2 separate regions of the Homo sapiens genome follow, and region 2 is linked to region 1. Evidence: read pairs that join two places in POLR2A ChIA-PET (ENCODE). Cell type or tissue: GM12878. All regions are shown on one strand. Each heading gives the region's core, and the rest is flanking DNA. Links, peaks and the distances in the headings are about the cores only.

Region 1 (11,372 bases), core at 3,442-8,441:
CAGAGGATCAAGGTGGCCTCAGGTAGTAGAAAGCATGATGCCTCTGCCTTAAACATGGTGTACTTGAAGAACGCTAATTTCCACCCACATATCTAATTACAGCTTACCATTACAGAGGGCATTTTATTCAAGGATCTCCAACCACTGGAGAGAAAACAAACTTGCCAGTCAAATGTTCTAGTTGCCATATTGCAAGTAGAGACAGGGAAACATAGAGCTCAAGTAACTGGATCAATTAGTGCAACAGGCATGATTAAAAATCATAGCTACCAACTATGAGGGTCATTGTCTTACGTAAGTTTCTCCCTGTAGTTTGAAACACATACCTCAAGTATTTGAACATGTGCTGTGGAGAGTTTTTTCTTGGAAAAATTAAGACATATTGAACCATCTTGGAAAAGTATTAATAAAACATATTCGACCACAGAGAAGTCACACCAATTTGCCTTAGTCCATTCATAGCAATACAGTAAATCCGACAGAGCTTATGTTTCAGGGAAAACTCTTACAAAGGGCCAAAAGGGGTGGAGAGAGTGCTGTAATGACTCAAGCTATCTCCTGCCAGACACAAGAAACAAGGATAAAAATTCCTTACAGATGACTCCATAACCTACTTCTCATTTGTGAAAGTTAATCCATCCTGCGCTAAATAAGTGATATATCACATCATCTTTATTCTAACAGCAAATGTTCCAATGGTATGGGCACCAAATTAAGCAATCCAAGTGGAAAATGCTGTTCTTATTTTCTATGTTTATTAAAAATGTACCAGCCAAGAATTTTGGCTGCCTACAACCATTTCCATCCTTTTGGATGGCAGCCTGCCAGCTCACAAGTTGGTCATAGCATTCATTGCCTTTTGGATTTAGATATTGCAATGGGTGGCCTGACCCCCAAAGGTCATTCTGTGGAAGGGCAATTTGTTGGCTGTGACAAAATGTTATTGCTTCTTGTTCATATTTGGTTTAACATTCAAAGAGTGCAAAGCGATACTTGAGGTAGGAAGTCACAGACTAATTCTGGTCACAAAGGAAATGCTGTGGAATGTGTTACCATATAGAATAAAAGAATTTTAGAGATGGAAGGAATCTTCGGTCCAGCCCACTCATTTTTCAGAAAAGAAATGTGAGACCCAGAGAGGTTAAGTAACTTGCCCACAACTTAAACTCAGGATTTCCAAATCTTGGTCCATTGTTCCTTCGACTATATCAAACTACCTTCTTATGGGATGAGAGTGCACTAAGGCAATAAAAATTAAAGCTGATTCTCTTCTCATAAACTCTGCTTAAAAATTAGGTCTGGGCCTGGCATGATGGCTCAGGTTTGTAAACCCAGCACTTTGGGAGGCTGAGGCAGCAGATCACTTGAGCCCAGGAGTTCAAGACCAGCCTGGGCAACATGGCAAGACCCCATTTCTACAAAATTTTTAAAAAATTAGCCAGGTAGCCAGGTACGGTGGCTCATACCTGTAATCCCAGCACTTTGGGAGGCTGAGGCAGGCGGATCACTAGGTCAGGAGTTTGAGACCAGCCTGGCCAACATGGTGAAACCCCATCTATATTAAAAATACAAAAAATTAGCCAGGTGTGGTGGCAGGTGCCTGTAATCCCAGCTACTCCAGAGGCTGAGGCAGGAGATTCACTTGAACCCGGGAGGCAGAGGTTGCAGTGAGCCGAGATTGTGCCACTGTACTCCAGCCTGGGAGGCAGAGGTTGCAGTGAGCTGAGATTGTGCCACTGTACTCCAGCCTGGGAGACAGAGCGAGACTCCGTCTCAAAGAAAAAAAATATGAGCCAGGTATTGTAGCACGCCCCTGTGGTCTCAGCTGCTCAGGAGGCTGAGGCAAGAAGATTGTTTGAGCCCAGGGATTCGAGGCTGCAGTGAGCTATGATCCAGCCACTGCACTCCAGCCTGAGAGACAGAACCTGTCTCTAAACAATTAAAATTAAAAACTAAAAATTAGCTGAGATTGTGTTGGCTTGGCTGAATAGTGGAAATCATTTGAACTCTTCTCTCATAAGGGTTGCTGGCCCAAGGCCCAATGGCTGGCCCATCATGTAGGCACCTAGGTATTTAAAAGGTGAATGAATAAATGAGTGAATGACTTCTCTAATTAAAAACTATTCATCAAAAGAAATATACTCTGTTGTTAACATCAAGTATATAGACCTCAACTTTCTCTTAGATAAACTTTTACCCATGCTTTTTTTTTTTTTCGACCGACTCTTGCTCTGTTGCCCAGGCTGGAGTGCAGTGGTGAGAGCCCTGCTCACTGCAGCCTCCTCCCAGGTTCGAGGGGTTCTCCTGCCTTAGCCTCCCCAGTAGCTGGGATTACAGGCGCCCGCCACCACACCCAGCTAATTTTCATATTTTTAGTAGAGACAGGTTTTAACATGTTGGCCAGGCAGGTCTCTAACCCCTCACCTCAGGTGATCTACCCGCTACGGCCTCCCAAAGTGCTGGAATTACAGGCATGGGCCACCGCGCCCAGCCACCCCTGCTTAATATCACAGTAGGAGGCCTGCTCCAAGCCCTAGGTGTACAGTACAGAGCCATCACATTGGCCTATACATTTGTTAGCAGTGTGTACTCAGAAAAGGAAATAAAATTTGCTCCTGTTGAAGATGAGTTTGCTGCAGGAGTGTTGTCAGTCTGGCTCTGAGGGTTCACTTGGAACATGCCTTGTTTAAATTCATCTGATAGCATCAGTGTAGGCTTGTCCTCCATTTATGGGCATGAGGAGGATGCGTGACTAATGCTACTCAGCAGTTAGGAAATCAATGCTAAGGATTGTAGGCACGGTCTCCCCCATCACCCAAAAAAAAGGCTCTCCCTCGAAAAATTAAGTTACTTTACAGATGGGTGAGGAAGAGAAGGTAGTTTGGAGTGAACTTGATTGTACACTTTCTGCTTATACCTAACAGTATTTTGTTTTCTTTTGTGGCAGTTAGTTCACAGTGTAATTTTTGTTTGTGTCCCCAAGAATGGAAAAAAAAATAACGTAGAACATGATATTCCAGTAGGATTCAAGATATTTTTATTTCTCATCTTTCAGCTTTAGCTGCCCATATATAATGTCAGCTCTAAAATATTATCAGGAGACACAGACATTAGAGGAAACTATTTGCCTCTCTGCCTTTTGCATTTTTCTTCCATTTGTCATTTTTCTCCCTTCCAAATTAGGATTTATTCAGTTAATTTCATTTCGTCTTCCCCAGAGTCTCTTTCTTTTCTTAGCTCTACAGTGTTTAGATTTGGCAGAAGATTCCCATAGCCTGAATGGTTTTGGAGTAACATTAGTCTATAGAGGCCATATTCTATAAAATGCAATGCATTTTTTCCCACAAAATTCAGCTATGGCCACCATTTAAAGAATATGGCAGGTGGTCCCCATATCTAGATAACAATCAAATTATAGTGCTTTAGAAATTGGATTGAAAATAAGTGTCGAGCCTGGTGCAGTGGCTCATGCTTGTAATCTTGGCCCTTTGGAAGGCTGAGGCAGGAGGATCACTTGAGCCCAGGAGTTCGAGACCAGGCTGGGCAATATAGTGAGACTCTATCTCTCTAAAAAATAAAATTCTAGCTAGGCATGGTGGCATGCACCTGTAGACCCAACTACATAGGAAGCTGAGGGTGGAGGATGGCTTGAGCCAGGAGGTTGAGGCTGCAGTGAGCCATAATCACACCACTGCACTCCAGCCTGGGTGACAGAGCAAAACCCTGTCCCAAAAAATAAAAAGAAAATAGAAAAGAACCATCACCATCCGGGCGCGGTGGCTCACACTTGTAATCCCAGCACTTTAGGAGGCCAAGGCAGTCAGACCACCTAAGGTCGGGAGTTCGAGACCTGCCTGATCAACATGGAGAAACCCTGTCTCTACTAAAAATACAAAAATATTAGCTGGGAGTGGTGGCGCATGCCTGTAATCCCAGCTACTTGGGAGGCTGAGGCAGGAGAATCGCTTGAACCTGGGAGGCAGAGGTTACGGTGAGCTGAGGCCGTGCCATTGCACTCCAGCCTGGGCAACAAGAGCAAAAGTTCGTCAAGAAAGAAAGAAGGAGAGAGAGAGAGAGAGGGAGGGAGAGAGAGAGAGAGAGAGAAAGAGAAAGAAAGAAAGAAAGAAAGAAAGAAAGAAAGAAAGGAAAGAAAGAAGAAAGAAAGAAAGAGAAACGATCATCATAATCTAATTCTGAACTCTTAGCCCCTATTTTATAAAATCTAGCTGGTAGCTAGGTAAAAAAAAAATTGGTACCCTCTTTCTCGCATTGAAGTGATTTATTGTAATAAAACTAGAATACCACTCAATTTTCACAGACAATACGATCAGGTGACAACTGACCTTAGAGTATTTCCTCAAAGGAGATCAGAAAAAATGTTATTAAATAAAAGATTATTTTCTGGCTAATTACAGTACAGAAGAAAGATATTACCACTAGGATGTATCCTAAACAAGCTGTCTAAAATTAATTCACAGGCCGGGTGCGGTGGCTCACACCTGTAATCCCAGCACTTTGAGAGGCTGAGGTGGGCAGATCACGAGGTCAGGAGATTGAGACCATCCTGGCCAATGTGGTGAAACCCCATCTCTATTAAGAATACAAAAATTAGCTGAGCATGGTGGCGTACGCCTGTAGTCCCAGCTACTCGGGAAGCTGAGGCAGGAGAATCGCTTAAACCTGGGAGGGGGAGGTTGCAGTGAGCCGAGATCGTGCCATTGCACTCCAGCCTGGGCAACAGAGTGAGACTCTGCCTCAAAAAAAAAAAAAAAAAAAAAAAAAAAAGAAAAATTCACACTGCTTAACACCACACTTTTATCCCACCTTTAGGTAAGTTTCAAAGCTCATTAAAAATCTCAGTTATCTTTCTCTTTGAAACGGTTGCTAAGCCTGGTGACCTGGCCAAATTCTACTTTGAGAAATTACCTTCAAATGTTCATTTTCTTGGGTTTAATGTCCAAATTCAGCCTCTAGTCAAGTCTTTCTAAAATTGAAAGGCAGGAAATAATCAGATAAATAATGTCATTATGTGTCATTAGTTATAATACTTTCATTTGGCCTCCAAACATTCTAATACCCTTAACTCACTTATCATGAGTACCGACTTTTAATGAAGTAAAATGTTGATATTGTACTCATTTTGTATATGAAGCTGTTGGGTTCTTTGATCAAAGTAGCCAGTGATTGAATACTCTATTTGGTAGCAAATGAATTGAACTGCAAATCAATAATTAAAGCCATTGAGGGAAAAATTTAAATTTAGCCTCTTATTTCAGGCCCCTCTCTGTGGGAATACCTACCTTAGATGGAGTCTGACACAAACAAGCTTTATATTTAAGAAAAATAATGTTATTTGAGTGGCAGGAATGTAAGAGATGAATGTAGCTAAGTGATTGGTTGACCAATAGTCATATTTACTCACCTGCTAGGCACTTACTTATATTAACTCCATTAATCTTCACAATATTCCTATGAAGTGGGTATCATTATAGTCATGCCTGCTATACAACTCATGAAAGTGAGGCACAGAAAGGTTAAGAGACTTGCCCGAAGTCACACAGCTAGTAAATGAGAAGGCCAGAAAGGCCAGTTTCATAGCCCACACTCTTAACCTCTGCACCACAGGATCTCTTCTATTTCACTTTACTTCCTCTGATTAAAAAAAGAAAAGAAAAAAAAGCCTCAAGGCCCACTTAGGAAATGGAAGGTAAAAATAAAACAAACAAAATACTCTCAATTCCTTAACTTCCTCATTCTGCCACTAGAAACTACAGAGATATCCTATCTGGTAAATCATGACACTTCTATCTCCCAAGCAATAAATAAGGCCTTCCCTTAGGCACAGATTTGATTCCTAGTGCTTAGGCTTGTGGCTTTGTGCACTGTAGGGGCTCAATAAATGAGTTAAATGAGCCTCCAAATTACAACTCCAAATTAATGTTAGGACTTCATTTCCAGAACAGTAATGCTACTAGAGAAGTAGCCAGTAGCCATTCATTCACTCACCACTCCTTCAACTTAGATATTTCAGGCATACAACTAGTGGAGGTTTTATAAAGCTTATAGGGATAGAGTTACTTAAACCAACTCAGTAAACAAAAAACTCATAGAAATGCTAACAGTTTTTGTTGAACACAGGGTGATAAACAAAATAAAGCCAAGCCTGTGCGTGTGTGTGTGTGTGTGTGTTGTCTCTTGTGTTTTTGTATTTTTTTTAAAAAAACTGCCTATATTTAATGTATACAATTTGCTGAGTTTGGATATATGCATATACTTGTAAGCCAATGTTTTTGTTTTTGTTTTTTGGGGGTTTTTTTTGAGACGGAGTGTCACTCTGTTGCCCAGGCTGGAGTGCAGTGGCGCGATCTCGGCTCACTGCAAGCTCTGCCTCCCGCATTCACGCCATTCTCCTGCCTCAGCCTCCCGAGCAGCTGGGACTACAGGCGCCCGCCACCACGCCTGGCTAATTTTTTGTATTTTTAGTAAAGACGGGTTTTCACCGTGTTAGCCAGGATGATCTCAATCTCCTGACCTCGTGATCCACTCACCTCGGCCTCCCAAAATGCTGGGATTACAGGCATGAGCCACCGCACCCGGCGCCAGTGTGTTTTTAAAGGTGTTCTGAGAATGTCTAGCATTCTTTTTATTAACGTTCTAATTAGATTCAGAGAGTAGCTAAGGGATACTGTACCCCAAAAGTAACCTGATGCTATATTTAGCTTTGGTTGTCTGCAAAGCAATTTGCCATAAAAGTCTTACTCTAGGATGAGATGTACCAAAATCTTTGACAATAACTCATCTATTTCTTCATTTATATTCTTGTGAAAAACTTTTTTTTAGGACTTGCTCATTTAAAATTTATCACCAATGAGGGTGCTTATATTTCAGGGAAAGGCCCTGAATAGAAAACCACTATCCTAGCTTCCCATTCAGGTTTTCTTGTCTAACTCAGGTGGCATTTTATATCTGTCAACATCTCATAATTAGTCTTTAAATAGCTCCTGTTTTGTGTGTTTTTTTGTAATGTTCACTGAGGAACTCATTGTACTTGATTTTATTCAGTGTCTCTCACTTGCAAATAATATTTCCCTTCAAAAGTTCACAGTCTGGTCTTTTCCTTCTTATTTTTCACTTTATTTTCTCTCCTCCTACTAGTGAGATGGTGATTCTTGATTTGCTTTATTTGAGTTATTTATATCTTCCGGCCTCTGTTTAATATCAAGTCTGGCGTGGCATTCTTTTCCTACTGAATGATGCCCAAATTAAGTTAAGAAGCAATTCCTAAGAAAGCTGGCCTGTGATTCTTCATGGTCTTCTGGTATCCCAAGCACTGGACAGTCTGTTTAATTTTGAAAGTTGATGTAACTAGCTAAGTTAATAGTTTATGTCAGGTTTGATTCAAGAGTTGCTTTCCAGAGTAACTCTGTTCCAAAACTAGATGAGGAGATAGAATAGGGAAGGAAGAATTAAAGCAGTCTAGGTAGAGGTGGCTCACACCTGTAATCCCAGCACTTTGGGAGGCTAAGGCGGGCAATTGCTTGAGTCCAGGAGTTCAAGACCAGCCTGGGCAACATTGAAAAACCTTGCCTCTACCAAAAATACAAAAATTAGCCGGGCTTGGTGGTGCATGCCTTGTAGATCCAGCTACTTAGGAGGCTGAGGTGGGAGGATGGCTTGAGCCCAGGAGGCAGAGGTTTCAGTGAGCTGAGATCATGCCACTGCACACCAACCTGGGCTACAGGGCCAGATCGTGTCTCAATAAATAAATAAATAAAGTTAATGAGGCAATTTGCTCTCTTGGTTAAGTTCTATTCATTTGGCATCAACCAATAGAATATAAGGCCCTTCATGGTAGCAGGTACCTGTTATCCCAGCTACTCAGGAGGCTGAGGCAGAAGAATCGCTTGAATCCGGGAGGCAGAGGTTGCAGTGAGCTGAGATGGGCCGCTGCACTCCAGCCTGGGCAACAGAGCTAGACTCTGTCTCAAAAAAAAAAAAAAAAAAAAAAAAAAAAAAAAGACTATAAGGCCCTTAACTGGCTCTCAATGATGGGGCTCCAAGAGAGAACAGTCAGTGGAGTATAATAACAAGGGGTCCTGATGCCAACTTAACTACTCCCACCATTAGCATCACCCGCATCAAAGAAAAAGAGCTTTTCTGCTTTTACCTTCTATCCGGTCTTTTTGTTAGGATTCTGGTTGCTGGTGATAGAAATCCAATTCAAAGTAGCTTAATGTTACTGTATATTTTCAGTATGCTCTTCCGGCTAGCTAGATCCAGGGGCTCAAACAATGGCATCCTCTCCATCTCTTAGTTCTGCCTATCTTTGCCTTTCTTTGTGTTTTGACCTATTTTCTCCTCCTATATATAGTCCCAACTTCACTTTCTACCAGTACTGTGATCCCAAAGCTGGACAATCTGTCCAAGTAGCAAGGTCTCTCTGATTGGACCAGGAGTCACATGGTCATCCTGAACCACTGGCTGCAACCAGGGTGAAGAGGTTCTCTTATTGGCCAGAACCAAATCATGGGCCCACCCTTGGTCAGGAAGACAGCTCTCTTACTTCAAGGGGTAGGACATAAAATAGTATATTGGGCAACCAAATCCACAACTACTCAAAGAGCCTCCAGCTAGGGAGCGTGGGTTTAACTAAACAAGAACAACATTCTTGAGTGGGGTAGGAGGAATGGGTGAGGGAATGATTTTTCTTTGGTGGTGGCAGTCAATTTATAAAGAACAGATACCTGGCCGGGCCAGGTGGTTCACGCCTGTGTAATCCCAACTCTTTGGGAGGCCACGGCGGGCAGATCTCCTGAGGTCAGGAGTTCGAGACCAGCCTGACCAACATGGTGAAACGCCGTCTCTACTAAAAATACTAAAATTAGCCGGGTGTGGTGGCACATGCCTATAGTCCCAGCTACTCGGAAGGCTGAGGCAGGAGAATCGCCTGAACCCAGGAGATGAAAGTTGCAGTGAGCGGAGATCGCACCACTGCACTCCAGCCTGGGAGACAGAGCAAGACTCTGTCTCAAAAAACAAACAGACTGGGCATGGTGGCTCACGCCTGTAATCCCAGCATTTTGGGAGGCTGAGGAGGGCGGATCACACGGTCAGGAGATGGAGACCATCCCATACTGTCTAACATAGTGAAACCCCATCTCTACTAAAAATACAAAAAAATTAGCTGGCTGTGGTGGCGGGCACCTGTAGTCTCAACTACTTGGGAAGCTGAGGCAGGAAAATCACTTGAACCCGGGAGGTGGAGATTGCAGTGGGCTGAGATCATGCCACTGCACTCCAGCCTGGGCAACAGAGCGAGACTCTGTCTCAAAAACAAACAAACAAACCCAGAAAGCAGAAACCTCTGAGGGTAATATTTCCACAGGTTCAAACACAGCCATAGGTGCTTCCACAGATGCCCTGGGCTCCTTTGAAGTTAAGCTTGTGCCAACAGCCTGCTCACCTCAACAGAATGATAGACCAGAGTAATAGAGGGTGCAGCACCACAAAGTCCCTGGATCTCCCTCATTTTCTTCCTTCCTTTATCCTTCCCTCCTTCTTAACTGTGGCAGATTTTTTACAAAAATTGTCACAATCATTACGCTGTCAATATCCATGCTTTTGGTTGGCCTCTCCCTCACTAACCCTGAGCTCGGCCCTGTGACTTGCTTTGGACAGTGGTACAATAGCAAATGTGACACAAGCAGAGACTTGTAAAGGGCTTTTTGCATCAGGGCCCACCCTTTCTTGCTGCTCTCTGGAAACCTATGATGGCCATGTGAAGAAGCCTGGACGGGTTTATTGAAGAATGAGAGACTTCATGGAGTAGAATCAAGTTGCTCAAGCTGAGGCCCTGGACCAGTGGCCTGCCAACTGAAAGACTGTGCATGAGACCGTTCTAGACCATCCAGCCCCAGGTGAGCTCATCTAGACCAAAATAACTGCCCAGTCAACCCACTGTTTTAAGGCCACTAAAGTTGTGGAGTAGTTTGTTTTACAATAAAAGCTAACTGATAGACCCATTCTCTTCTTCAACAACTTCCCATAAGTCCTTGAATAGAGCAATGGCTCCTGCACTGAGAGAAGTATCTGTGGTTGAAGCTCTTGCTCCAACTGAAAGATGTTCACTTTCAGCTGGGTGTGGTGGCTCACACCTGTAATCCCAGCACTTTGGGAGGCCGAGGCAGGCAGATCACCTGAGATCGGGAGTTCGAGACTAGCCTGACCAACATGAAGAAACACCGTCTCTACAAAAATACAAAATTAGCTGGGTGTGGTGGTGCATGCCTGTAATCCCAGCTACTTGGGAGGCTGAGGCAGGAGAATCGCTTGAACCCGGGAGGTGGAGTTTGCAGTGAGCCGAGATCACACCATTGCACTCCAGCCTGGGCAACAGGAGTGAAACTCTGTCTCAAAATGAAAAGAAAAAAAGAAAAATATTCACTTTTGCCCAAGATCGCATATCCAGGCATATTCTTAAGACATCGCAGAGTCCATGAGCCTTGATGTACCACAACTACTCACCACTGGTTCGTTGGCTGATATTCTTTGGAGTTCTTCCTCCAGAAGGGGGCAGGAAATCCAAGATGGGAAGGATGAGAATAATAAAAAGTTGGAACCTCTGAGGGCACCAGATTACAAGCAGTTAAGGCAGGAGTCATTATTTATTATTTATTTATTTATTTATTTTATTTATTTATTTTGAGACAGAATCTCTCTCTGTCACCCAGGCATCATGCAGTGGCGTAATCTCAGCTCACCGCAACCTCTGCCTCCCAGGTTCAAGCGATTCTCCTGCCTCAGCCTCCTGAGTTGCTGGAACTACAGGCATGCACCACCACGCCCAGCTAATTTTTGTATTTTTAGTAGAGACAGGGTTTCACCACGTTGGACAGGCTGGTCTTGAATTCCTGACCTCATGATCCGCCCCCCTCGGCCTACTAAAATGCTGGGATTACAGGCCTGAGCCACCGCGCCCGACCCTATTTATTTATTTTTGAGACAGGGTCTCACTCTGTCGCCCAGGTTGAAGGCAGGAGTTCTTGAGGCCATGAGCAAGAGCTGTAACTTGATATCAGATGATCTAGATTCTTATTTCCCTCTCTGCTTATTTTCCAGAAATCTTTGGTAAAGTCTTGTTGGAATGTTCCAAATTGCTCTCAGCTGGTCCACAAGGTAGTAAAGGAAAAGTCTTTGTCCATGCTCAAGTTCAAGTTTCTAAGGAGAACAGCACCCCTCTCATGCTGTCAGGTTGATGGCAGAGGAAGATACTCTCTCTAGTCCACCTAATAAATTGCTTAGGAATAAACACTTAGGAATCAGCTCCTACTCAGGTATGCTTGGCAGAGTTCTCGGTGAGAGTCCATTGTCTA
Region 2 (5,000 bases), core at 1-5,000, 60 kb after region 1:
AAGATATCCCAAAGCAATAAGGAATGCACTGCTGGGAGAGACATAAGAGGGCACCAGTATCACCAGGAGTCTCTAGGCCAGGGCTAATGATCAGACAGAACTAGACTCACGCATGGCAGTGGGGATGATGGGACCCTGAAACAATAGAAGCTGTTAGCCCTCAGTAGCCAGGTGGATGCAATTATCATAATGAGCAGCAAGTTTGGAGTGGCAGCTGGGGGACCCTGATCCTCAGAGAGTTGTGGCGATAGTTACTAGAACATAGCAAAACTAATTGGGCAAAAGGGTTCTGCTCGCTGGGCACAGTGGCTCACGCCTGTAATCCTAGCACTTTGGGAGGCCGAGGCAGGCAGATCACGAGGTCAGGAGATCAAGACCATCCTGGCTAATATGGTGAAACTCCGTCTCTACTAAAAATACCAAAAGTTAGCCGGGCGTGGTGGCAGGCACCCTGTAGTCCCAGCTACTTGGGAGGCTGAGGAGAATGGCATGAACCCGGGAGGTGGAGCTTGCAGTGAGCTGAGATCGCGCCACTGTACTCCAGCCTGGGCGACAGAGTGAGACTCCGTCTCAAAAACAAAACAAAACAAAAGGGTTCTGCTCAATCTGTACAACAAAGAGAAATCAAGAACAGTTGATCAGCAAGCCAAGGGCAGCTGCCCCCAATAAAAAGTCACAATCATTTGCTCAGTTTCCAGACAGGAACTAGTTTTCAGACCCAGAACCCATAGATGAAAAGAGAAGCCAGGTCCCCAGTAAGTACGCTGTCAGATCATGTACACTGATATATATGGTAAGTACCCAGTAAGTACCCTGTCAGATCATGTACACTGATGTACATGGTGGACATTTCCCAGGTTCTTCCCCAAAGGGAACTCTGGCCACTTATTTGGGTAGTCATACTCTGAGAAAAGGGAATACTCTTTTTTTTTTTTTTGAGACGGAATCCCGCTCTGTTGCCCAGGCTGAAGTACAGTGGCATGATCTCGGCTTGCTGCAGCCTCGGCCTCCTGGATTCAAGCGTTTCTCGGGCCTCAGCCTCTTGAGTAGCTGAGATTACAGGAGCCCACCACCACACCAGCTAAATTTTGTAATTTTAGTATAGACAGGGTTTCACCATGTTGGCCAGGCTGGTCTTGAACTCCTGGCCTCGAGTGATCCGCCCTCCTCTGCCTCCCAAAGTGGTGTGAGCCACCGTGCCGGGCCAGGAATACTCTTTTAAACACTGTTAGGTATGAGGTCCTAGTTGAGACCCTGAGACTGGAAACATCATCATGAGACACGTTTAAAGTACACATGGGGGCCAGGTAGTAAATGGAGGCTGGCCTAGGTGTGGCCCACCGTGTGCCCACCAAGTCCACAGATTCACCAAGTGGTCATTTTTCTAGTCCTTGAATATATCATTAGAATGGACTTACCTTGGTTTCTTGGCCTGTGGAATAAGAGCTATTATAATGGGAAGGTCAAGTGGAAGCCTCTGAAACTGCATTTCCGGCACCCTCCTTCCCCCATGAGCCAAGACAGTAAATCAAATTATGCATCCCAGCTGGGGGTGACAGCCATTCATAAAAAAAGTAATGGGGGCTGGGCACAGTGGCTCACGCCTGTAATCCCAGCACTTTGGGAGGCTGAGGCAGACGGATCATGAGGTCAGGAGTTCAAGACCAGCCTGGTCAACACGGTGAAACCTCGTCTCTACTAAAAATCAAAAAATTAGCCAAGCATGGTGGTGGGCGCCTGTAATCCCAGCTACTTGGGAGGCTGAGGCAGCAGAATCACTTGAACTTGGGAGGAGGAAGTTGCAGTGAGCCAAGGTCGAGCCACTATACTTCAGCCTGGATGACGGAGTGAGACTCTGTCTCAAAAAAAAAAAAAAGTAACTGGGAAAGACCCAAGGGATACAAGGTAGGTAGTTTCCACCACATCTCCATTTAATTACCCATCCAAACTGTGAAAGTCAGGCAGATCCTAGAGGATGACAATAGGTTACTGTAGTCAACCAAGCAGTAGTCCTATCTGTAGCTGCTGTGCCAGATGTGATATCTTTGCTAGTGCAAATTAACATATTCTCAGGTACATAATAAGTGGCCACTGAACCGGTGAGTGCGTTCTTTTCCATCCTATCAAAAAGAGGATCAGAACAGTTGATTCACTTGGAACAGACAACATGTACATTTACAGGCCGGGCGCGGTGGCTCACGCCTGTAATCCTAGCACTTTGGAAGGCTGAGACGGACAGATCAGGAGATTGAGTCCATCCTGGCTAACACAGTGAAACCCCATCTCTACTAAAAATACAAAAAAATTAGCCGGGCATGGTGGCAGGCGCCTGTAGTCCCAGCTACTCTGGAGGCTGAGGCAGAAGAATGATGTGAACCTGGGAGGCGGAGCTTGCAGTGAGCCGAGATCACGCCACTGCACTCCAGCCTGGGTGACAGAGCGAGACTCTGTCTCAAAAAAAAAAAAAAAAAAAAAGTACATTTACAGTCTTGCCCCAGGGCTGTGTTAATGCTCCTGCTCGTGGCATAATATAGTCCTGAGAGACACGGGCTGGCTGGATACTGATGACATCATGCTAATCGAACCAGCTAAGCGAGAATTCACTAGTGCATCAGAGACCTCTGTAACATGCATTCCAGAGCGTAGGAGAAAAACCCTATGTTAGACATCAGAGGTCTAACATCTCAGTGACATTTTTAGAGGTCCAGGGGCCTGGGACATGCTGAGACTACTCCTCAAGGGAAAGAATACATTATTGGATCTTGTACTTCCCATCACAAAGTAGGAAGCCTAATACCTAGTAGGCCTCTTTGAGTTCCAGAGGCAACATATTCCAAAAATGGGACTATCGCTTTAACTCGTACTCCAGATGACATGAAAGCCTGTCAATTTTAAGTGGGGCCAAGAGCAGGAAAGGGCCCCGTAGCATGTCCAGGCTACAATGCAATCAGTCCTGCTGCTTCGGCCAGATGATCCAGCAGACTCTATGTTATTAGAGGTATCAGTGTTGGAAATTTATGACAAGTCCCAGAGGGAGAATCATAGTGCAGATTTGCAAGGTTCTGGAACAAGGCTATGCTATCTGTAACAGAGAATTAAATGCCTTTCTAGAAAGCTCCTGGAATGCTATTAGGCCCTGTTAGAGACAGAGCACCTGACCATTGGACACCAAGTAACTAGGCAGCCATAAGTGCTCAACATGAGCTGGGTTCTATCAGAGCCATGGAGTCATAAGGTGAGGGAGGCCCAATCCCAGCAGAAGTCCATCATAAGGCAGAAATGGTATATCCAGGATCAAACAGGTGCAGGCTGAACAGCACATGTGATCTGCATGAGCTAGTAGCCCAGACACACAAGCCACTCATCACTGTTATACCAGCATCTCTCTCAGCTCACACCTATGGTTCCATGTGGATCCCTGATTGTGATTAGTTAACAGAGAAGAAAAAAACTGAGTGTGGTTGATGGATGAGTTGGTTCGATACATGGGTACGAACTGAAAATGGGTGATGGCTGCACTACAGTGCCATTCAGGGATGACCTTGAAAGACAATGGTGAGCAGAAATATTCTCAATGGGCAGTGAATCTGTCATCAGGTTTATATGCAAAAACAAATGGCTTGGGTTTAGAACAAACTAGGACTCATGGGTAGTGATAATGGCTTGGTCAATGGCGTTCAAAGAGAAAGATATGAAGATCGGGACAAAGAAGTATGTGGTAGAGGCACTTGGATGACATGTAGGAGTGGACGCGCAGTGCGAAGATCATTGATTAGCATGTTAGTGCCTATGCAACAGCACTCACAACACATGCGTGGAGCAGCCATGGTGGAAGGGATGGAGGCTAGACATGGGCCCAATAGCAGAGGCTCACCAAGGTCGCACTAGCTCCTGCTACTACATGTCCAATCTGCCAGCAATAGTTACCAGCACTGAGTCCTTTCTTTGGTATCATCCCTTGAGGGGACTGACCAGCCACCTTGCAAGGAGTAGCAATTAACTTAGACAGAAATAGACATTCTGGGGATGGTTTCGGCTTTCCTCCATACAGTGTCTCAACCAGCACCACTATCCCAAGGCTTATAGAGTGTTGAATCCACCAGCACGGGATCCTACATAGCATTGCATTAGACCAACAGACCCACTTTACAACAAAGGAGGTGCAAGAGTAGGTCCATGCCCATCATATCACATATTGAAACCAACTCAATAGTCCCACAGTTTTTTGGATAAACCACCAGAATTGATGCTTCTGGTCTTAAAGCTTGAACCTTATATTTGTTTTATCTGCATTCCTTCTTCAGGAAGCAATCTTCAGGCCTCTCAAAAAACTATCAGGCCGGGCACAGTGGCTCACGCCTGTAATCCCAGCACTTTGGGAGGCCGATGCGGGCAGATCATGAGGTCAGGAGTTTGAGACCAGCCTGACCAAAATGGTGAAACCCCGTCTCTACTAAAAATACAAAAATTAGCTGGACATGGTGGTGTGCGCCTGTAATCCCAGCTACTCAGGAGGCTGAGGCAGGAGAATTTCTTGAACCCGGGAGGTGGAGGTTGCAGTGAGCCAAGATCACACCATTGCACACTCCAGCCTGGGCAACAGAGCAAGACTCTTGTCTCAAAGGAAAAAAAAAAAAAAACTATCAAAGAACTGAAATTCAGCCAAGCGCAGTAGCTCACGTCTGTAATCCTAGCACTTTGGGAGGCTGAGGCAGGAGGACTGGGGTCAGGAGTTCGAAACCAGCCTGGCCTACATGGTGAAACCCTGTCTCTACTAAAAATACAAAAAAATGGCCAGGTACAGTGGCTCATGTCTGTAATCCCAGCACTTTGGGAGGCCGAGGCAGGCTGATCACAAGGTCAGGGGTTCAAATACAAAACAAATTGGCCAAGCGTGGTGGTGGGCCCCTGTAATCCCAGCTACTCAGGAGACTGAGAAGGAGAATTGCTTGAACCCAGGAGGCAGAGGTTGCAGGGAGCCGAGATGGCGCCACTGCACT

What was found. ChIA-PET counts read pairs that join two places held together with the same protein. Peaks named below come from ENCODE experiments on the same cell type or tissue, not always from the same donor. Only the 100,000 strongest peaks of a DNase experiment are listed, where the experiment ranks them.
Region 2: POLR2A ChIA-PET joins it to region 1 with 6 read pairs; 11 of 35 experiments call an interaction of 5 or more read pairs at or near these places.

What each region holds. Positions count from the first base shown.
Region 1 is chr1:225,655,062-225,666,433 of GRCh38, forward strand. No RefSeq gene overlaps it. Among named protein-coding and RNA genes, the nearest start is that of ENAH, 7.6 kb to the left of the region's middle. In GM12878, for the core only: no CTCF peak of the experiment used is centred there; a DNase peak (open chromatin) is centred at 5,660.
Region 2 is chr1:225,718,158-225,723,157 of GRCh38, forward strand. No RefSeq gene overlaps it. Among named protein-coding and RNA genes, the nearest start is that of SRP9, 57 kb to the right of the region's middle. In GM12878, for the core only: no CTCF peak of the experiment used is centred there; no DNase peak of the experiment used is centred there.